Linked DNA regions of Mus musculus: regions 1 and 2 are each linked to region 3. The links are chromatin loops, found by intact Hi-C in ENCODE. Cell type or tissue: left cerebral cortex. All regions are shown on one strand.

The links. Peaks named below come from ENCODE experiments on the same cell type or tissue, not always from the same donor. Only the 100,000 strongest peaks of a DNase experiment are listed, where the experiment ranks them.
Region 1: it touches region 3 in a loop (2.9-fold over the local background); 5 of 42 quality-filtered maps call a loop at or near these places.
Region 2: a loop joins it to region 3, with 2.1 times the contacts of the local background. A loop is called at or near these places in 6 of 42 quality-filtered maps.

The regions. Positions count from the first base shown.
Region 1 is chr2:170,744,990-170,752,989 of GRCm38, reverse strand. The region is part of intron 1 of Dok5 (docking protein 5); the gene reads right to left. Among named protein-coding and RNA genes, the nearest start is that of Dok5, 17 kb to the right of the region's middle. In left cerebral cortex, no CTCF peak of the experiment used is centred here; a DNase peak (open chromatin) is centred at 3,358.
Region 2 is chr2:170,757,808-170,765,807 of GRCm38, reverse strand. The region is part of intron 1 of Dok5 (docking protein 5); the gene reads right to left. Among named protein-coding and RNA genes, the nearest start is that of Gm35033, 14 kb to the left of the region's middle. In left cerebral cortex, a CTCF peak has its summit at 7,015; DNase peaks (open chromatin) are centred at 889 and 3,183.
Region 3 is chr2:170,857,047-170,865,046 of GRCm38, reverse strand. All of the region lies in intron 6 of Dok5 (docking protein 5), which reads right to left. Among named protein-coding and RNA genes, the nearest start is that of Gm35033, 85 kb to the right of the region's middle. In left cerebral cortex, CTCF peaks have their summits at 823 (motif pointing left) and 4,274 (motif pointing left); DNase peaks (open chromatin) are centred at 781, 2,101, 3,795, 4,217 and 1 more place.

The sequences.
Region 1 (8,000 bases), 110 kb after region 3:
GCTCCTAGACTCCGCAAGAATAATATCCCATCAGGAGACGATCTCGGTGGCTTATCTCAAATCAGACTGCTGATAAATTGCAGCGCCAACTCTGACCACACTGCCAGATGTGGGGGTAGCACAAATTCAAGGGTTCGGAGGACTCAGAGATGCCACGTGTGGTGCAGGGGAAATGTGAAAAAGAAGAATCTGGCAAATTTCCTCCACAAACAGATCCCAGAAACTCAGAACTGTGACATCCGCACAGCAGCCCCTCAGAGTCCTTTCATAGATAAGAGAGAGCAACAACCTTTCAGAGATACGAGCCAAGCCACAGTTTTTCGTCCCATCCATTTGTTCAAAGCCCACAAGTCTTTGCTGCAGACAGCCTTTGCCTTTGGTGTGTGGCCAGCTGAGTCTTCAGTCAAGTGGGTCTGGAGAGGAACACACACATTCCGGGGCTGTAATCTTCCCTCTTCTGCTAACATCTTATTCTCTGCCTTCGCCTTCCTTCACTAAAAACATGAAAGGGCACAGGAAACCACTCAAAACACTATACAGTCTCATCTCTACCATGCAAGGAGGCAGCGACTCCGGAAAGCCTCACAGTGAGTGCCAGCCCTGGGGTTGAGCCAAGGAGAACGTTCCCTCTACTTGGTAATAGTAATTTAAGAGCCCCTGTCCCCAAACCTTGCCAATATCCGCTTTCAGTAGTGGGAACCTTGAGTTTGGAACCTTCACTAAGCAATGCTTCTAAGTGGAATCTAATCATACAGTTGGGTTTTCACTGTACTTGTATAGTTATCTACTGTGAAAGATTTGTTTTATGTCAACTCAGTAAAAGGCGGAACTTCACCTCTGGAAGGAATGTCTTTCCTGCATGGGTCTTAGAATCCCATATAATGCAGGAGGTGGAAGAAAGCAGCCATACCGTTTGCACCAGTGGAGAGGTCCCTGCAATGCACACCACAGCTGCTATTTGCAGCATTATCTGCTGTGGTGGTTTGCCGGGTTGACTTAGAGCTGCACCTGCTCCAATGCCCACCACATTGCCATCAACCCCTAGGAAAGCTGAGCCAGGTGCCTCTTACAGTCCACACTGACAAGCCTCCTCCCTCCAAAGGAGATCACATTGCTGAAGTTGTTGGGTTGGAGGCTCTGAGAAATGGGCTCTCCCAGCCACCCACATAGGTTCCAGCTTGTCACCAATCCTTCCTCTAGAAGTCTTTCTGAAGTCCAGTGTTGGACCTAACACTAAGCATGTCTCGACTCTAAGCTGATGCTCACGTCTCCCCATTGGCACAAATAAGAGCAAAACATTTAAATGAAAGAAAAATCAGCCCGTAGAGTCGCCCACATGGAGCTGACGTGGGAATTACTGACAACTGGGAGAAAGGTACTGTTTCTCCATTATCTGCAGAGAATCAGGCAAAATAATTAGAGCCAATCAATGCTCAACTCCCATGGCTAGACCATCTATATGTGTGCATGTGTGTGAGTGTGTGTATATGTGTGTGTACATGTGTATGAGTGTATATGGATGTGTGCGTATGTGAGTGTACATGTGTGTGAGTATGTATGTGTGTATGTGTGTGTGTGTGTGTCAGTGTGTGCATGTGAGGGTATGTGAGTGCATGCATATGCATGTGTATGTATGTGCATGTGTGTATGTGTGTACCTGTGTGTCAGTGTGTGCATATGAGTGTGTGTGTGTGAGTACATGCATGTGCATGTGTGAATGTGTGTGTGTATGTGTGTGCTCATGTATATGTGTCAGTGTATATGTGTGAGTACATGTGTGAGAGTGTGTATGTGAGTGTGTGTGTGTATGTGAGTGTGTGTGTGCTAGATGCACACCTACATTCAGAAACCAGAGGACACCACGTCCTTGCTCTATTCCCCGGCACATCATTCCCTTATGACAGGGTCTCTCACTGAGTGTGGAGCTTACATTGCAGTCTGACTAGCACTGGCAACCTCCATGGAATCCTCCTGTCTCCACCTCCCACATTGCTCAGGTGACAGGTGCCTAAGCACCGGGCCAGGCTTTTAAATAGTGTTGAGGATTGAACTCAGGTCCTCACATTTGTGTGACAAGCGCTCACTTGCTCGCTCGCACCCACCAGGCCAACCCCAGCTTGTCTGCTTTCTGATGGTCACCTTCCGCCTGATGGCACTCTACCTCCCAGAACCAGCCGCAAAAATAAAAACCTTAAGCTTTTTAAACCATATATAGAAAATGGCAGTATAACAGCAAGTCAAATTTAAACTTTTAACTTCGTCTTTAAAGAAAAAGAAAGCTTTTTAAAATTAGTAGAGTCATATAGGCCAAAATTAAAAGTGATTTCAGAAGTCTCTCCAGTCTGGCTCCCATCACTCCGACTTCCCACCTCCATACCAGTGTCTCTCATTGGGTTGCTCTGCATTTATTGGTTTCTTTGTACAAATGAGAGTGCATACACACATGCATACATACATACATACATACATACATATATACATACACAGACACATATATACACACATATATACACACATACATACACACACATGCATACACACACATGCATACACACATACATACATACTTACATACACATATACATACATATATACATACACACATACATACACACATACATGCATATATACATACATACACACATACACAGACACATACATACATACACACATACATACACATATACATACATATAAACATACAAATATACATATGTACAAACACACACCTCTATCTCTCTTTACACATGAGACAGAGGTGTCACAAACACAGTGTGGATCAATACCACCAGACTGTCATTCAAAACATATTTTCTGATAGCCATAAAAAAAAAATCACTCCATTTTAAACTCATAATTTTAGTTATTAAAAATTATCCACAAACATACCTAGTCCAATACTGTTGTCAATAAAAATAAAAATCAATAACATTCATAAAGATTTATAATACATATAATATTTAATATAGCTAAATGGGGACATCTGGGGACAGGAAGGGACTGACCTCTAATCGTGTGGAGAAATCTGTGTGGAGTAAAAAAGAGAATGTATAGTGTATCAGTACATGTCACTGAAGAAAATGGAGCATACGTGACACCCATGTGAAAACCTACAGACATATGTGTGCGTGGACAGACTGACATAAGTCAGCAGTATGGATGGGAAGATGTGCAGGGAGCTAATGGCCGCCCTGGAGGGAACTAAGTGACTCTCTGAGAGAAAGATGATGGCGAGTCTTTTTTGTTGTGCATCATTTTTAAACTTTTAATTTTAGAACCTAGAGCTGTGAACACTGTATAATTATAAGATGGCTCTTGAATTTGTACCAGTTGTTATGGAAACAAAAAAGTGATTGGTTAAACGAGTGTCGATCACAGGACCCATGTGTACCCTTCATCTATTTGCTGCTTTATTCCGAGTCTAAGTTATCTGGGGTAGCAAGATCTGAGTTGGAAATAGTATCTCCTCAGTGAACAAAGGATGCTGAATAAATGAAAGGAAAACGAATGAATGAGTGAATGAGTGGATGAATGAATGAGTGAGTGAATGAATGAGTGAGTGAATGAGTAAGTGAAGGAATGAGTGAATGAGTGAGTGAGTGAATGAGTGAGTGGGTGAATGAATGAGTGAGTGAATGAATGAATGAATGAATGAAATCTGTGGCTGCACAAATGGAGTGCATTACCTATCATATAAGTGCTTTAGTTATTATAAAGTTCTAGAACATTTGGTTGCTGGCAGTGTGACTATTAAATTGATCTGTGGTTCCTGTGGTTTCTGACAGTGCCAGGCATATCCCACAGAGAGGCAGAGATGCCTGCTCACCATGTACAGACCCAGAGCACACTCTGCCAATGAGTCTTCCCAGCCTTTGGTACACACACACACACACACACACACACACACACACACACACACAGAGCGTGAACAACGGGATATAAGCCACAAAGCCAAACCCAATGCCTGTCATCTGCAAGCTTAATGAGCAAACTGTAATCATGGCCTTCACTCAGGAATCGGAATTTGCCCAGAATTCATAAATCAATGCCAAGTGTCTCCTTCCCAGTTCTGGAATAAATGAAGTCAGAATGTCCGCAGGCATCATTGAGGTCGATTATCGATGTGCCGGAGATGGCGCTGCTCATCCTTGCAGTGTGCGCTCTTAATTTTTCTCTGATTATAGTGAAAGTCATAAATGAACAAAAGAATTTACAGAGGTTCTACAACACAGATGTCGCCAAGCACTGTGTGCATGTGCAAGCACATGTGGGATTCATGCTAAGGTCTGAAACATACAAGAGGATTATAAGGATGACCCGGTGACATCACCTGCCCAGGGATGAGGACAAAACAGACGTCAGCTTCACCAGCGGGTTGGGAATGTTAATGCTGTTGGCCACAGATGTTAGGGATGAGAGCGATGCTCGTCTCATTCAGTCTGCACATTCCCACGTCCATGTCAATGATGCCGCCAAAAGAGAAACTTTGCCCTAAACTGAGTCTCGGTTGAATGAACTCACTGTTCTGGGAGGTTTTTCTCTTAATTTCTGGCCTTTCTTTGGGATGGCAGAGAATGGATTTGAAAAGCAGTCAGCTAACAAACAGCCGTATTTTTGGAAGAACTATATCACCGGTCACCTGCCCATTTCCCTAGACCCCGTTTGCAGGCTTGCTTACTTTACTGGTGACCTATTAGGTCCCACGTAGTTCTCATGATACCCTATTGTATTCCACACAAACACCTGAATGGCTCAGCTGTCTCCTCAGTCTCTCAACTTGCCATCTTAAACATTGATATTTATCCCTTCAGACAGCATAGGCAGGAGTTTAGATGCCCGTGACCCCAAAGGAAGCCAACATAATATGTGTCAAAGACATAGGATATCCGAACTCTCTAGCCCCATAAACAAACCATTCCAGGGAAATAGTAAAAGCCACGGCCAATGCTGAACAGCCTAGGTGTCCCTTCTCATGAGGGACAATTCCAGTGCTTTAATTATCAAGTCAACACAGACATCATAAATACAGTCCTGAAGATCACGTGATCACCATAGAACACAGCAATGGCTGTCCTTCAGTATCCACAACAGATGGGCCCCAAGGCTCTCTACAGAGATGGTGATCTGTGGAAGCCCATGTCCTGAGACAGCAATGATGCAGAACTCAGCATCCCACCTGCGCACATCCCCCTGGGTACTTCAAATCACCTCCGGATGACACAGAGTACTCAGCAAAATGCAAATGCTGTGTAAATAGTTGTTATCCTGGGTTGTTTAAGAAGTAACAACGTGAAAACATCTGTACCCTTCCAGAGCAGGTGCAATTTCAGATGAGTTTCTGGGGTTCACAGTTGGTTGGTTCCATGTATGTGGAACCCAGGGCTATGGAAGAAGGGTACGCTTTCAGGCAGAGATTGCTGCAGGTGATATTTTACATATGTGCTACTTATAGCCATATTAATTTTTTAATGTTTAGGAGAAAGATGGGGATAGACTAAAATAATAATTTCATATTAGTGTGACAGGTTTATATAACTTTTAACAAGGGAAATGCATGCATATTCTTGGCCCGTGATATTCTGTCTCCACAAGCACATGAATCCAAAATGGAGCTTTCCCTCCATGTAGTCTGGACCCACTATTGCTTCCTTGGTGAACACAATGTGCAGGGAAACTGTTCCATACTCCAGCTGATGATACTGGCAGAGATGTCCCTAAAAGCCCGAGTTACCTGTGCTCTTTATTAAAATGGCTTTAACGATGACACCAACCATAAAGTAGTAAAGTTTGTTTCAGTCACCAAGAGATCCGAAAAATTTTTTAGACTGAGTAATTATGGTCCCTGGTCACCTTTCCTGCTAAGAAAAACATACAAAGACAGTGACAAATGGCGGATGGGGGTGCATATGGGTGAGCATGCCCTGTCCCTGTCCAAGGTCCCCAGTACATAGATAAAGGTCAGTGACATTATTGGAGACAGTCTTTAAAAAAAAAAAAAAAACAACACAATATATGAATGAATATTTGCCCCTCCCTCTTAAACAGACAGACAGACACACAGAGAGACTTTTTATGCATTCTTGAAAAACCAGAATTACTAAAAAGTCTCATGTCTCAACACATGGTCATCATATTTATTTTTAGGACCCTGCAAAGGTGTGAACCACTAGCATTCTGTTACCATTCAGAACGTCGGCTGTGAAAGCAAACGCATCGATGGAGAGGCAGGTATGAGAGGGCGCAGTGGGGAGGAGCACTGGCTGTGCTTGCAGAGGAACAGAGTTCAGTTCCCAGCTTCCCAGGCAGGAGGGTCACAGCCTACTCCATGGGTTCTGATGCCCTCTTCTGGACTCCATTAGTAACTGCACTCATGCGCACATGCACACACACAGACACACACACAGACAGACACACACACACATACAGACACACACACACAGACACACATACAGACACACACACACACAGACACAGACACACACACACACACACACACACTAAATATAATGATAATGATGTTCCTGGGAGCCACTGTGGAGCTTTGCACAAATCAGAAAGTCTCAACCTCAGCTTCTGGAGAGACTCGTGTCAAATCTCTGCCAACTGTGCCAGTTTCTGCTTTGCACTTTTCCTTGACTTCGAAACTTGAACTCCTAGCATTCGGTTACCCTATCATCCTGAAACCTAGTAGAGTCTTCACGGCATGTGCGTGAAGGAGCAGTAAGAAGCCATTAAAATAGCTCTCATATTCTCTGTCGGAATTCAGATCATATGCCTGCATATTTCTCAGCTTGAACCTTGAAGCAGATAAAATGAGAACCTTTATTTTTGAATTCATATGCCTGACGCTAATCTAAAATCAAAATTACAGATTCTCTGGAACATATGACCTTTACACACAGGAAGCTGACCCATTTGTTGAGTTAATATTGGAGCAATAGACCAATAAATTTTTTTCATCTTATAGTATTCAACTTCGTCTAAAAAAAAAAGATCTCTGAAAATTAAGCTTCAATATTAAAGGCCAACAGAATATCCGATCTTCCTTTCACACACTTGATCCTGTGTGTGACTGTCCCGCTAAAATGAATTTAGCTTCAGAAATGTATTTCCATATGATGAAAGAACTTCTTTAAACCAAATGGCCAATCTCCTTAAAAGGCAGCCCGGCAGCCTGAGGGATGCTTGCATCTAAATCCTTCATCTATATCAAAACATCTTCCAGGCAGCATACCTTCTGCAACTCCATCTCTCTAGTGAGGTGCTAAAGTTTCACCCTGAAAGTCAGAGGCACCCAGTGTACCCACAGTTATGAAGAGAAAAAGAACAACTCAAATTTCTCATCTCGGTGGCTGGCTTGCTGTCCGGAGGAAATGGGATTAAATCGATTGAACACAGAATCTTCCTTCTCTTGGGCTCTCAGCAAGATAGGATCCCTTGTTATGAATATTCATCCACAGGTAGTGGTGGGAGAAGCTGTGACCAGGCTCTTAATGACAACAGAGAGGTCTAGGCGCCACACATGGAAACTTCACCTATTGTTTCTTTTGGTGGTTTCTTTCTCAAACGGAAAAGCAGTTGATAGTGGTAATTTTCCTTTCACAAGTCAATATAATGAACTAGTTCAAGAACGCTCCTCATTTGAATAGATGAATGCTTGCCTGGTGGGGGTGACTGTGTGGGGGGGGAGGTGCTTGCTCAGGAACCTGAGGACCTCAGCTTAATCCCTGGAATGCACAGGGTGGAAGGAGAGAACCACCTCTCAGACATGGTCCTCTGGCACCACAGGCACACCGCAACAAACATGCATGCGCACACACACACACACACACACACACACACACACACACTGAACGATTCTTTAATAAAGATAAATCTAATAAAGAGACTGATGTGCTTGGACGACACGGTAAACGAAATGAGCCTTTTTATTTCCGTTTTTTATGAAAACTACAGAACTGTTAGCTGGCTTGTTAGCTGGTTGGTCTGGGCTTGGAGGC
Region 2 (8,000 bases), 99 kb after region 3:
CCATGCCTAGTGAGCTCTCTTATATAAGGCTAGGACCACCTGTGTAGGGATGGCACCACTCACAATAGGCCAACCTAGGCAAATTAATAATCAAGATGATCCTCCACAGACATGCCTGCAGGACCACCTTGACCTAGTCAATTCTTCAATTATCCATCAAGGATATTGTCTCAGACAACGAGGCTATGTCTAGGCTGTGTCAGGTTGACAATTAGAGCTAATGAGGACCTGAACATATGCATTCTTTGGAATTTTTCACAACGACAATGTTGCAGCGCTTACTCTATTTTAGAAGTATACATGAGATTTCCCTATGTAAGTTTTTTTTTTCTGGAACATTCTATAAAGGATGTTCTTTACAAAGAGAATGCACACGCCAAGCCATGATTGGTGATGTGGGCCTGAAATCCCAGCTCACAGGAGTCTAAGGCAGGATTACAAATTCTATGCCACCTTGGGCCACATAGTGGGACCTTATCTCTAAACAGATAAAAAAGAATACATAGCCCAAATGACTGCATTTCTAATGCTATATGCATTTATATAAATGCCTTACATCATCTGCAAATACATTAAGTTAACCAAGAGCAAACATTACCACAGGGGCTGAAGGAGTCGAGGACACAGAAGCCTAATGGTATTCCAGAGAGATGGTAACCTTGTCGTTGATTATATTGCTTTAACCTCCACAGAGAGAACAAGCCACACATTAATTGCAGATGAAGGTTAGTCATGAAATATCAGAGCAGCATATGTTCCCAGTGGGAGTGAGGAGACTTCAAGGGGCAGAGCACAGGGAAGAGTCAGAGAAAAAGACACCATGAGCTGGACCAGTGGCACATTCCCAAGAGAGGCACCAAAGAGCATCTCAGGAGAGTACGGTTTCCCTCCAAGACAGCAGCTGGCTTTCCGTGAGTCATGCTATGCCTGGGACACGCCCAGAACTACTGGGATCAGCCAGGCCTGGAAAGCTACTTCATAAAAAGAATAAAATGTAGAGTGCTAAGTTTCATTGCCCTTCTCTTGCCAGAAGAGATTTAATCACCTTGAAAGGAACACTTCCAGGGTGGGGTCTTCTTGCCTGCATCCCATGAACACATACTCTGCCTCAGGGATGCAAACTGACAATGCTTTTATATGGATAAAGCCTAGTAGGGCACCATAGTCACACTGGCTTCCTTGGCTTAAGTCACACTTCCTGATTAACAGCTTTTTTATGAGTCATGCCACACACACATTCACATATACACACATGCTTGCACAAATGCATGCATGTACACACACATATACACACACATGCACATACACTTACACATATACATGCACACCCCCCACAAATGTACACACATGTGTACACACACATGCACACACACTCTCACATGCACACACAATTACACACACATACACTCCCAGACCAACATACACAAATGCACATACACATGCATGTACACACACACAAATGCACACACATGCATTCATAGACATGCATGCATACACATGTGTGCACACACACAAACCTACACATGCACACATGCGCACACACATGCACACACAGACCCACATGCATAAATGCACTCACACACTCACACACATACATTCATATGCACTTACACACCCATGTACACATATGTACACATGCACACACATTTGCACACATTCACTTACACTCATGCACACACACACACACACACACACACATACAAACACACTGGAAAGGCAGACAGAAACGAACCGCCCTCTGTCCTTGAGTGTGGGAGGGTATCCTGAGTGTAGCAGCCTTTGCCCAGGGTACCCGCTCTGCCCCATGGAGCTCTGCCCAGCTCAGTGTCAGACCCCTGAGCAGGTAACTTATGAACCTGGGCTGACTTTGAAGACAGGCAGAAACTGAGCAGGTTTTCAACTGGATCTGTGGCCTTCTTCTCCCAGTTAAAAGAAGCAGATGTTAAAATAAGGCAAACAAGATGAGTGTTATGCCTCATGCCTTTAATCCCAGTCCTCCGGAGGCTGAGGCAGGGGGACTGCACTGAATTCAAGGACAAAACTAGAGCAGCTTATATAGTGAGTTCCAGACCAACCCTGGGTAACAGAATAAGATTCTATCTCATAAAAAAATAAAAAGAAATAAAGAAAAACAAATCAGTAATAATCCCAAATTCAGAGCTTGAAATCATATCTATAGAACATTGTGTGGCCCGTGACTCTAAGAAAGTGGGAGAGGCAGGACAGATGGCTCAGCAGTTGAGGCCATTGTCGCTCTTGCAGGGGATCCTAGTTTATTTCCTGATCCTCAGATAGTGGCTCACAGTCATCCAGAACTACAGTACTGGGCATTCGGGGCTCTCTTTGACCTCCCTGGGCAACAGGCCTGTGGTACACATGCACTCAGTTAGGCCTGCATGCATGAACCTGAAATAAAATAACCAATTCTTTTTTTCTTCTTCTTCTTCTTCTTCAAGACAAGGTTTCTCTGTATAGCCCTGGCTGTCCTGGAACTCACTTTGGAGACCAGGCTGGTCTCAAACTCAGAAATCTGCCTGCCTCTGCCTCCCAAGTGCTGGGATTAAAGGCGTATGCCACCACTGCACAACAAAATAACCAATTCTTTAAGGAGAGAAGGAAGGAAGGAAGGAAGGAAGGGAGGGAGGAAGAGGGGAGAGGGAGGAAAGGAAGCAAGAGAAGACAAGAAGGAAAGAAAAGAAAGAGAAGAGATGGGGTAAAGAGGGAGAGAATGATGGAAGCAAAGAGGAAGGAAGGAAGGAAGGAAGGAAGGAAGGAAGGAAAAGGGAAAGAAGATAGGAAGGTAGGAAGGAGGAAGGAAGAAAGAAGCAAGGAAGAGGAACGGAAAGAGAAAGGAGGAAGGAAGGAAGAGGGAAGGAGAGAGGAAGGAGGAAGGAAGGAAGGAAGGAAGGAAGGAAGGAAGGAAGGAAGGAAGGAAGGAAGAAGGAGAGAAGAAGGGAAGGTTTTGTTTTTCAGCTCACTTCAAACACTGAGCAGAGCCAAGATTAACACAGTTCAGCGTTCCTGGACTGCAGTCCCCCTTGCCTCTGACAGGGACCACATATCAGCAGTCCTTTATAACAGCAGTTTGGGGTGACCTCTGGTCCCGGAGAGACAGTTGTTCTTTCATTTCTCCAGGAGCCTTGTCTTCCATGCTCTTTCCCAACTCCCCTTCAGTAGCAAAAGAAAATGTAAAACTTCTCTCAGAAAGTCACATCACTATGGTTGCCAGGCAATGCTCCCTATATTTTAAAATAACTTCAAATTCTTTGGCAAAGAAAAAGGAATATGTAAGACTCCACCAGTGTTTGATTTTTTTAAAGGTATACCTGAACCCAAGTTAGCATGAAAAGGTTTGGCTGCCATTTCTGAAATCCCTGGGATTCCTACTCTGTAAGTGGAAGTTGGACCACCGTCTCTCAGAAATGCTCACCTTCTCTGACAATGGAAGAGGTGAATGCTCATGCTAGCACAGAGTTATCCAGTATAATGAAGGAGGAGAGCAATGTCACGTTAACATCAGTCAAAACAGAAGACGTAACTTGGGGAACTGCCACCAGGATGCTTGCATTCCAAGTCAGGTGTCCCACACCTGCAGGTCCCGGCTTTCGAGGGCCAGAACAATCCTCTCACACAGCCAGCACCCACAGTCCTGCCACCACCATGTCCTGTCACACTGTCCTCAGTGAAGAGCAAGTGGGAAGGGCTGGCGGCCACTGAGTAAGGGATCCTAATAGCAAAGCTTGGGGTGGGGTCACAGTGCGGTCACTTAACCCCTGCTCCTCTGCCCTGGTTTGAAAAAAAAAATCATTTTTTTTAATATTAAGGTTTTGGTCTAAAACGGGGTGAGTTCTTGATACCCAGAAAAATTTCCCATGTTTCTTCAAAACGTTACTATGCCTCAAGTCCATTTTCTTTGTAATATTCTTAAGAAGACAAGGGGTGATTTAGTCACTTTCACCTATTTAAAGTCCCTCCACATGTCTGGAGACTATTAATTAATGTTCAGTCCACTCCTCTCCAACCTCAGGAGTCTCTTCCTGTTTCCTTCTTCCTCTGACAATTTTATTATTTTTTTTTTTTGGTCCTAACCCTGTGCAACTCATCTCTGAATGAGCATCAACTGCTCCACAATCCACTGGAGGAAGAAACCAGATGCGGTTAGACGGTCCCCTCCCTGTGGATATTTGGGGTTATTTAACCACCACCCACCCCTGGAACATTAAGAAAACTTTTATATCAAATTTCACATTAAAAAAAAATCAGATGTCCATCCACCTTTGCTTTCCAAAAGTGGAAAAACCGACAAGGCTGAGCATAGCCAAGTGCCACTGCGAGCGAGAAGCAGCTGTTTCCGTGCCACAGTGTAAGACTCCATTGCGAGGCCATTCCTTCCGTGCCACAGCGTAAGACTCCATTGCGAGGTCATCCCTAGCCAGGCCTCTTCCGACATTTGTAGTAATTAATCGCCCTGTGATGGTTGAGCGTTTCAGTATCTAGAATAAAGTCTTCAACAACCTCATCTCATTGCTGAGCAACAACCACGTATCGACCACGTAGACTTAGTAACCCATCTGTTTCTATGCCACTCCCAGCAGCCCTACTGGTTACGGATCGCGTTCCTTCCTACTTTGTGGAAGGGAGGTTCTGAGACTAAGAAACCCAACTAGGAATTTCAGCACAGGTTCTCCAAAACTAACGCGCCACTTTCCTCCACACTGAACGCATTCTCCAACCGGAATAAAGGGTTCGCCAATAACGCAACCTAAGGCACTGCCGTCAGAAGCAACGAGCTCATCCCCACCTCGAGGTGAGCGGTCCACAGCCTGATGAATCATGGGGAGCGCTGGGACTGACTCTGCTGTGGGCTGGAGATAGTGACCAGTCCGGAGATTGACAACTCTCCATCCGTGAAGCAGTTTTGCAGCATTCCGGATGCTTCAGAGTGGGCTTGTTTGCTTAGCTTATAACTCCATCTAATTTTACTTATCCATGTGCCATGAATTCATTATAAAAAGTAAACTGAGACCTTGCTCAAGAATAGGAGCTGTGAGCTGGAAATTCCCTGTGATAGCTTAGCCTCAGACTCCTCATTTGTAACAGAAATGGTGTTGTGAGCTTTGCCAACACCTTCGTGGCAAGAGATAACATGAAAGGACTAACACAGAGCATTGGAGCGCAATGCTTGCACACACTCTGAAGGTCAGTTACCCACCCTTTGTGTTACTTCACTTGCTAGGAATTGTGTGTAGGTAAACATAGCAGAAATGTAATTAATGTGACTTATTAGTTCACAGCTCCAGGATGCTCCCTCCCCTTCTGGGTATATCCTCTTGCTATATACCCGGAGATACGGCAAAGACATTGCCAGCTGTTACAATTGGATGTTAAATGTCCTCAACACACACGTGATAGCCAGCTGACAGGGCTGATTGTGAAGGCTGTGGAACTAGTTTGTAGAAGAGAGCTGTTGCTGGTCTAGTTGGAGAAAAAAATGACAAGTCGTCTTTTTGTTTTGTTTTGTTTTGTTTTGTTTTTGTTTTTGTTGTTTTTTGTTTTTTTGTTTTTCCAGGCAGGGTTTCTCTGTATAGCCCTGGCTGTCCTGAAACTCACTCTGTAGACCAGGCTGGCCTCAAACTCAGAAGTCCACCTGCCTCTGCCTCCCAAGTGCTGGGATTAAAGGCGTGTGTCACCACTGCTTGGCTCTAATGATAAGTCTTAATAGTCGGGAACAGTCCTTAAAGCAATGGTCTCCTTCCCCAGCAACGGTCACCTATGGGTAGCTGCTCAGCTAGAGGTGGGAGTTGTGTACCCTCCTCTCTGTGCTGACACGGGTGAGCCACCGGTCTCCTTCATTCTTTTTGGCTGTATCCATTGGGCAGAGGAAGTATGTGTTGCAGAAACATGAATGAGTTAAATGCATTAGTAAGGCAACATCAATGATGTGTGTGCAACGCCCATTACGCATCAAACACCACCGCAGTCACTTAATACGGCAGTTCTAAGGTGGCCTACCAGGATCCCATTTCAAACACGAGTCAGCATGAGCGTCCAGGAATTAGGCCCTTTGGTCAAGGACATGGAGCCAAGAGGTCATCATTTCAATACTGCTAACCTGAAGGGAGAAGTGTGGGAACTTCCTCCGGCTGGGAGGAGGTGCTACCAGCTCCAACAGTCAAGGCAGGGATTAAGGACACAGCAGATGTGAGTGTTCAGCTCAGCTCTGCACTGTAGAAAAAAAAAATCCTACTCAGAGAGACTGTCACTGATGGCTGCCTTTGGGTCGAAGAGTGCTGGCTTTGTCTTTGGACACAGATGCTGTACATGGAAGAAGTGAATATATTCTAAGCTATTCTTTAGCTATCGGACTATTAAAGCAGGGAGTCCCAAGAGATTGGAGTTTCCTCAGAAAATCCCATCCCAGAAAAGAAAAGCCTGGGCCAGCCAGAGCAGAACCCTTTATAATGACGGGAATGCACCTAGACCAGAACTCCTTAGATCTCTGTCTCTCGTCTGTCTGTCTGTGTGTCTGTCTGTGTCTCTCTCTGTCTCTCATCTGTCTGTCTGTCTGTCTGTGTCTCTCTCTGTCTCTCTCTGTCTCTCGCCTGTCTGTCTGTCTGTCTGTCTGTGTCTCTCTCTGTCTCTCTCTGTCTCTGTCTCTCTCTCTGTCTCTCTGTCTCTCTGTCTCTCTGTCTCTCTCTGTCTCTCTCTGTCTGTCTCTCTCTCTCTCTCTCTCTCTCTCTCTGTCTCTCTGTTCTTTTTAGGTTTATTTATTTTCATTTTGTGTGTATAAATGTTTTGCCTGAATGCATGCATGTGTGCCCTGTGCGTGCCTGTTGGATCCCCTGAAACCGGGGTTGCGGATTGCCGTGAGCTACCTGGAAGTCAAACCCAAGTCTTCTTTGAGACCAGTACGTGCCCCCCAGCTGTTGAACCAGGTCCTGGCTCTTCTCTATGTATCTTTAAACGTCGCTTTACAATCCCAAAGATGGATGGGACAGGGTCACTGCATCTCTTTGTCCCTGTCCCCCATGTGGCCACACTGAATAAATCTTTTCTCTGCTTTTTACTCTATATTCAGCTGTTTCAACTGGGTCCTCCAGGGCAGGTAGCTGAGCGCGGCTTTTTGGAGTATAGATTGTAACCACAAATCTGGTTACCATGCTACTCTGTCCTTGTCACCATGGATAGAAATGTCGATCCAGTTTGGCTGAGCCTACTGACCCATTCCCATTTGAACAGTTGTACTCTCTCAACTCCAGAGGCCCAGCTATAGAACCAAGTCACCACGTTTGGAGACATGCTATGCCCCTAAGTGGGGGAGCGATTCTAGCCCAATGAGCACATAAATCCAGGCAGCCTTCCAATCCCATGCAATACCCCCAGGGTGACGTAAGGGTGAGCGAGCCAAGAACAGAGAGGATAGATGGGCTACAGATCTGAGATTAAGACATGCACTCTGGAACCAGGCCAGGCGGGTGCCATGTAAGCCCCCTGTGAAAGCTCTCCAACATTTCTCTCCTTACATCATATTTTCCTCTCTTTCCAGTTAGTCACTACTATACACCAGGGTTTTAGACTCAGACAAAGTTCAGACTTTACAACTTTGGCCGATTCAATGAGATTAGCCACAAATCACGCATAACTGTCACCTGAAATTCAACATGAAATGGCATAGTCTCCTTTTGAATCTAGTAAACTAATGTGTACAAGCACATGGTTGTACATTGGCACTGTACTGTGTGTGTGTGTGTGTGTGTGTGTGTGTGTGTGTGTGTGTGTAGGTGGGCTGCTGGAGAAATGGCTCAGCAGTTAAGAGCACTGGCTGCTCTTCTAGAGAACCCCCAGTTCAATTCTCAGCATCTACATGGCAGCTCACAACCATCTGTAACTCCAGTTCCAGGGGACCCAATGCCCTCTTCTGGCCTCCACAGATACCGGACACCATGTTGTGCAAGAAGACACTCATACACACACAACGAAAGGCAAATCTTTTAGATATA
Region 3 (8,000 bases):
TCCAAGTTGGAAGAATTAGCCCAGTCTTTGAACTTAACCAGCTGAGAACCAAGTGTTGCCAAGCAACGAGACCGGGCTGCTTGGAGGTGGTGGTCCCTTCTCTCCTACACTCTAGTCCCAGGTCTCACCACAGCCTTCACCTCTCGGTACAGCCACTTCCACCCATGACTGGATGCCATTGCACTTCTGCTCCGAGACCAGAGGGCCTCTCTCCACTTCTCAGCCACCTGATGACTCCCCCATCTCCTCCACCCCTTCACTCCCTCATCTTCCCCACCCTCTCGCCCCTCCCTCCCGCTGCCCTGAAATCTGCTCCACTTCTCCTGACAGGGTTAGGCAAGGCTACCTCACCTCAGCCTTGGATTCTTATTCTGATCTTCATTTGCTAGTGCCCCTCAGGTGCTCACCTGCCCCCTGAAGACCACAAATTCCTTGTTAACCTCTCACTCCCCACCCCCAGCTATAGGGACACACACAGGGCTCTTTCTAACCCAGGCTAAGAGACTCCTGATGCTGTACAGTGACATGAAATACACAAGGCAGTCAACCAACCTGTACGGCCCATGGGGCCTCAAATGTACTAAAAGCACCATGCTGCCTGAAAGAGTTGCTGGTTCTTCCAAGTCTCTCATCCCAGGGTTGTAAAAAGCAGGCAATGAACCATAAACACATTAACAAAAATATCAGTAGATACATCTCAGAGTTTAAAAGCACTGGTTGAACCTACAGAGGAGTCCCGTTCACAGCAACCACATGGCTGCCCACAAGTATCTGTAACTCTACTTCCAAGGAACATGGCACCCTCTACTGGTCTCCGTGGGTACTTCATGCACACAGTGCACAGACGTATAGGCAGGCAAAACACCCATACACATAAAATAAATAAATCTTAAAGAATAAATCAGATTGTCATAAAAAGCAAAAGTAGATCCGATGCACGTGCTCACATGTATGAGCCTGAAATAATTGCACTTGGTGAAGGAAGCCACTCTAAATAACATCATAGCCATATAATTCCATTTACATGAAATTCTCAGGAGAGGTGAATCCCTGGGGGAAGCAGACGTCCCCAATGTGCGAAGGAGACAGGGTTTTCTTGGCAGATAGTAAAAATGTTCTGCACGTAATTGCAGCCTCATAGTTCTAGGTATAAAACTATTAACTACATAGCTTAAAGAGGTGTGTGCCTGTGCTCTATAAACAAGGATGATAGATACAGTGTGGTCCTACCTCAAGGAAGTCATCATCAAAGCTACAAAATTCTCTAGCTGTACCTATGAGACAGCTAGATACGCTGGATCTCATACGATTGCGGGTTAGTGCTTCGCTTCCGGTCACATGGAATCAGAGAAAGTTAGAGCCCAGGCGCATTCCAAACATTTGACCTTACGACACGAAACTGTCATTTGCAGAGTTCATGCTTGGGAATTTCACCGTCAAGTTACCCCCTCAAAAACGTAGAAATGCAATCCCATAAAGCCTACGGATGTTCACTGAGCTACATTTGTAACTATCCTTGGGGGTGTGCAAATCTTCAGGCTCTGGATTAGACACGCCTTCCCTGGAGACCCGAGCGGCCATTGGTCATAACATGCGAGGTGAGTGGCCATTGGTCAGAGCATGCGAGGTGAGTGGCCATTGGTCAGAGCATGCGAAGTGAGTGGCCATTGGTCAGAGCCTGTGAGGTGAGTGGCCATTGGTCAGAGCATGCGAGGTGAGTGGCCATTGGTCAGAGCAAGTTCTTTAGTAGCCCTCCCAACACTTTCAGCGAAGCTGTCTGCCAAGGTCCCTTCCTCTAGTAAGAAAATCCTACTAATCATCTTGGGAGAGAAATAATTCTAATGACCAGGCTATTAGGTCCCTACAGGAGCTGTAAAGTAACAGCAGATGAACCTCCCACACCTGCCAAAGTCTGTGGACTCTGAACGCCTTCAGTCTGACAGGAACACGTTCCCTGTGCCTATCAAGAATCTAAGCCCAGGAATGCACAGCGGCAGGGGCCTGGCTGTAATCCTCCCCGCCACCGACCTGCTCCAGAAGTCCATCTGCTTCTGCAGTGGAGCTGTGTGGAGAAATGGAACCGCGTAGCTGGGTGGAATTCTGCCCTCTGCAGCCAGTTCCAGGACACAGGCCATGTGACCCTGGTTTGCACCTACTCGGGAGCAAACATGCATCAGCCCGTCAGCAAATCCTTTTGACTCAAAGTCCTAAATCACCCTTCTCAGGCTAACTGACTTTCCCTGGTCTCGGCCAGAAGTAACCCAGGGAGGTCTCCCGAGATGAGCATGTGCAAACAATACCGTCCTTGTCCATCCATTCATCCTGGTCCCGAGAGGATGAGTGGGTCACATGCGTCAGAGGCCATCCCTGTCCCTCCGTGTGTTTTCTACCTAAGAGGCTTCCAAACGCTTATGTACTTATTTCCCTCCCCTTTCTTTCTTTCATTCTTCTCTTCCTCCCTCCATGCCCCCCTCCCTCCCCTGCTCCCTTGCTTCCTTCCTTCTTTAAGACAGGGTTTCTTGTGGCTTCAAGTTCACTGAATAGTCAAGGGTGCCTTGAATTTCTGCTCCTCTTGCCTCCGCCTCCTGAGTGCTAAGATTACTGGCACGTGCTACCACACCTGTTTTTTGTGATGCTGGAGATCAAGCCCATGATTTCCTTCATGCTTCTGCCAACTGAGCTACATCCCCAGCTAAGCCTATGCAACTCCAATAACGTCCTCAATTGTGTGTGTATATGTGTGTGTGCATGCCTATGTGTGTACATATGTGTGTACATTCGTGTGTGTGTGTTCACATGTGTGTTCAGATATGTATGTGTACATGGCAGTGCATGTGTGTGGGTGTGTACACACAGGTATATGTGCATGCACGTGTGTACATGTGTGTATGTGTGTACATATGTGTGCATGTGCATGTGTATGTATGTGTGCACATGTGTTTACAGATGTGTGTGTGCAGATGTGTATGTGTGTATGCCTGTGCATGTATGTGAATGTGTGTGTGCATGCATATGTATGTATGTGTGTTTGCATGTTGTATGAATGTGTGTATGCATGTGTGGTTATATCAAATTTCCAGGATGTTTTAAGCATAAACTATAGCAAAGTTAAGTCAGATGAGACAACAGTCTGAGAGAGAGGGAGACAGAGAGGAGGGGGGAGGGGGAAGGAGAGGGAGGGAGAGAAAGCTCTCCGCTCTTGCCCTTTCTCCTTCTACCCCATATTTAGCTGTCTCTTGGCATCCCCCATCCTGGCCATTGGCATCTCCAATTTCCTTCCATTTTCCTGTCTGTGACACAATTAAAGTCCCCCCACTTCGCCCTCCAACTCCATGCCTCATGCCCTGGTTGTTTTGTTGTCAGACTGACACTCCTGGAGTGTCACTTCCAACAAATTAGGCGGTAGAGCATTTTCAGATTGCTGACTGATGGAGCCTAGTGCGGGTACAGTCCCCAGGCATGTGGCCTGAGCTGTATCAGAAAGGTAGCTGAGCCAAGCCAGGGACAAGCTAGCAAGCCACACCCCTTCATGGCCTCTACTTCAATTATGGCCTCCAGGTTCCTGCCCCGAATCTCCCTCAGTGATGGATTGTAACCAGTAAAGGGAATAAATCCTTCCTCCCCCTGTCACTTTTGGTCAGTGTTTAATCGCAGCAACAGACAGACACATGCTAAATAAACGACTAGAGCAGATGGAATGAAACGTTTCTGAGGCGTTCCGCGTACTTACTGAACAGTCATAGAAACGGCAGTCAGCCGCAGGAGTTGCCGCCCGCTCAGAGTCCATCCCTGCCCATGCCAGGCTTTGATCCACTCAAAGGCAACTCAGTCTTTGGATCTGAAAATATCTTGCCTGGCAGCAAGGGGAACGTACTCCAATATTTGTGATATTTATGACCTGCTCCGAAGACTTGTAATATATTGTGCTCTCTCACACAATTGATATATTTTGTTGTGTTTAGAACGTACGGGAGTATATCTACAGCGGATCCTAAATCAGCTCCAAGCAACCACAAAGAGAGACAGATAAAGCCTGTGAACATGCTGGTATATTTCTTGTCTATCTGTTTTTAAAAGCACATATATACGAGCTAAAGAGATGGCCCAGTGGTTAAGAGCACAGGCTGATCTCCCAGAGGATCTGGGTTCAATTCCCAAACAAATAAAAAGAGTGCATTCTGATCTTGCAGAGGACTTGCGTTCCAATCTCCAGCATCCACCACTGAGCTGCCCACAGCTGCCTATAATTCCAGTTCCAGGGGATCCAGCGCCCTCTTCTGGACTCTTCAGGCACCTACAAGTGCCCTAACACCTTTGGACCTGTTGTGCTCCGTGATGTCACAGCATACAGTAACTTTACATTGCTTGTTTTCTGTCCATGTTTTATTTAGCAGGTGAGAGACTGCATTTTAAGGTGACACACTCTCCTTTCTGAGACCCTTTCCTTGCTGACCCCAATTTTCATCCAGAGAGCCAATACAGAGGCGGCTGCTGCTCCAATGGCCAATTTTCAAATGGGTTTTTTTAATTTTAATTTTAATTTGCACATTAAAATGGTTTTCAACTGACTCGAAAATTACTTTAAGTGTTGCTGCGATATCGCAGAAGCAGCGAGTTGAAGATTTCATTCTTGTTCTTAAAGAACTCTCACCTTCAGGTTGTTGTACAACAGACTAAACTGTAATCGCCAGGAAGAAAAGAGTCCAGTCTTTGGGAAATCATAGAAAATAAATTTAAAGGCAAGGAGTAGCAATTTCCTAGGCAGGCTCCAAGTGACAGTTTGTCACTGGAATGAATTTAAATACCATTTAGCCACAATCTGTGCTTCCTAAATATGTGCTCATTACTACAATCTTCCCTTAACATATATTATTATAATATATTGTACATTATATGTAATATTATATATATTATATGTGCACATATAGTACATACATAGTATATATCATATATTATATATGTATATATGTATATATATATATATATATATATATATATGCACAGAGAGAGTGTGTTAGTCACTGGCAATGACACCAGACATCTCTCAGGGGTCTCAGAATCTTGGACTGTACCCCTGGAAGTATGGGGACATTCTCATACTTGTGGGATGAATTAATTTATTAAGAAACATAAAGGAAACGAGGTGTGTGGGATAACTGCACATGGGAGAGGTTCAAGGAGATAAACTGGAACTGGAAGGGTGAATTCTTTGGCACTATTTGCATCCTCTGCCACATTCAAACCAAAATGAATGTGTTTTATAATAAGTCCCAGCCCTTCCCCTTCATATGCCACCCTGTTCGTTGGCTGAAAAGACTCTCAGCAACTCCGAATAACCACTGAGGACTGAGTGGGTATGTCTCCCTCCCAGGAACAGGAAGGTGGGGTGGGTAGTCAGGCACCCAGGAAAGGACTTAAAGGGACATGCATGCCACAAAGCATGGTGGTGTGACAACCTCCCACCCATCCCATCCCCAGTCCCAGGCCTCCACTCTCCTCCAAAGAAAAACAGAAGTGAAAAGGACTTTAGACAAAGCTCTTGGAGGACCCAAAGCTCATCACCTCAAGTCAGAGGATCCAATGTGACCTCAAGTCAGAGCATCCAAATGTGACCTCAAGTCAGAGGATCCAAATGTGATCTCAAGTCAGAGGATCCAAATGTGACCTCAAGTCTCTAAATTGAAAGGACTTCAATGGGGAACGGGGTTTGAACCAGATCTTAAATGTCATGTTTACTTCTACAGACTCCAGACCAGATGGTCAACCTTAAACAAGAGCAAGAAGAGTCTTACCCGAGGAATTTTCTTTTAAAGGCGTTGAAAACCAAGTGTACGCTTGAGTAGCTCCAAAATGTGGACCACCCCCAACAGATCTGCACGTCCCAGGGTTGTCAAACACCCCCTGAAGCTTCCCACTAATACATCTTGTAGATGCCCTGGTCAGGCCTTAGGGATTGAGATAAATCCCCTTGCTGCATTCCTGCAGGCTCTTCCTCCTTGAAGAGCAGGTTCATTCAATCAATAGAAACTACTTAAAATGCTAACCGTTGGGCTAAGTGACAGCAACCAATTCTCTGGAGCCGGCAGGAGACACAGATAATGCTAAACAACTTTCCTGTGATCTTTGTGGGGCAACCACATGGTGTTTGGTGGGGTTGGGGGTGGGGTCAGTGGTTACCAAGGGACAGAGACCAGCATACCAGCTTTTGAGCACTCTCCTCCCTCTGCTGCCTAGCATTAAGTGGAAAGGGCATTATCTGGGCTTCCCAGCACCAGAGAACTCACAACCTGCTCTTGATTACCAAAACACACAAGACATCAATATCTATGGTCCACGGTCCATTGGTCTGCTGGTAAAGGCAGCTCATGTCACTGCATTTAGCCACATAGGAAACTGTGCCCAAGTTGACACTCTGCTTCCCAAGCGATGATGTGTACACATGTGGAACCTTGTGCCTTGCGGCGGCGTTTCTATCACTGTAAAGTGTATTTAAGCATGAAGCCCGAGCTTTCTGTAGCTCCCAGTCTGCTCTTTGCGTTTGTAGACAGTCACCATCCTTAAGGGCACACTCCGTCCTCTTCCTGTCATCCAGGACCAAGGAGTCAGGTCCTTGAACTCACCTACCACTCAGTGTGAAGTCCAGTTCTCAGCCCATACTTCCTGCTCTGGGGACCTCTAGAAATGGAGATCTCAATGCTATCATGAAGGCACTTGCTCAGAGACACAGTTCGAGGCAGTGCCTTCCCCTCACCTGCTGAAACACAGCGAGCAGGACCCGATGATTTGCTGCCAACCAACCCTGGCAGTGAACTCTTGACACACAGCAACGCTGAGAGCCACAGCACCTTCCTGGCCCTCAGCCCTGGTTACCACCAAAAGTTCACCACACCACAGCACACAGAGATTCCCGCTCCTTCTCTGCTCAACTTGGAGGAGTCTGTCTCAAAGTGTTCCCCCTTCAAAAATGCAAGGCTCAGTGTCTCTGTCTTAGAAGTCTGGAGCCATTGTGCCTCAGCAGTCTCCTCTATGAAATGCAACTGGTGCATTTCACAAGACACAAAGCACCACTCGCGGTGAGTACACACCAGTAATCCCTGCCTTTGGGAAGCCGAGGCAGAATCTCAGGTTTGAAGCCATCCGGAGCCTCCCAGCAAAAGCCTGTCTCAAATGCCAAGCAAAAATTGTCAATTGTTAGATGGAGATACTGTTAAGAAGGCTTTGAAGTCTTTGTGTTTATATCCAGAAAGTGACGCTGTTCTCGCTGTTCTCGGTTTGGGTCACAGACTTCTTTTCTGCAGTGGGCAGCAGTCAGTGCAGAGACTCGTGACTAGTCAAAGTGCTGGGAATTAATGATCTGTGAGTGTCTAGCCCTGAACGAGACAATGTATCCACCTCCCCCAGGATCAGGAAACACTGTGGAAGAGGGCATAGGAAGAACGAGTGAGCAGGTGGATCAGAAAGTGCCGTAGAGTTCATTGCAGAGATGAACTCACATTATCTGGATACCTCAAGGCCACTGCAACCATGAATTCACAGCAGCCGTGTTGCCTGCACAAGATTAAGCCAATCAACATCCCAGCATGCATGTGGCTGGTGCTCACATGGCTCCATCCCTAGCTGACGAAATGCTGGCAGTTGATAGTTACTGGGGGAGGGGAAGCCATTTTTTAAAGGGTGTGGACACTGGTAGGTAAAATGAACAAACTTGTTATCGCCCCGACCCTGGAATATCACTTAGACACCAAGACTGACCCTGAGCGAATTTGAACTCTACTATCCGACTTACATCTGTTTTCCACTGGCTACCTTTTGTTAAGTGCAGAAATCTACAGCTAACTTTCATATAAGTCACAGGATGCTGATTTTGTAAAGCTGGCAACGGTCCCTAAAAACCCACTCCTGTGTGTGTGTCCGTGTATGTATGTGTGTGTGCGTGTGTGTATGTGTGTGTATGTGTGTGTGCGTGTGTGTATGTGTATCTGTGTGTGTGTATCTGTGTG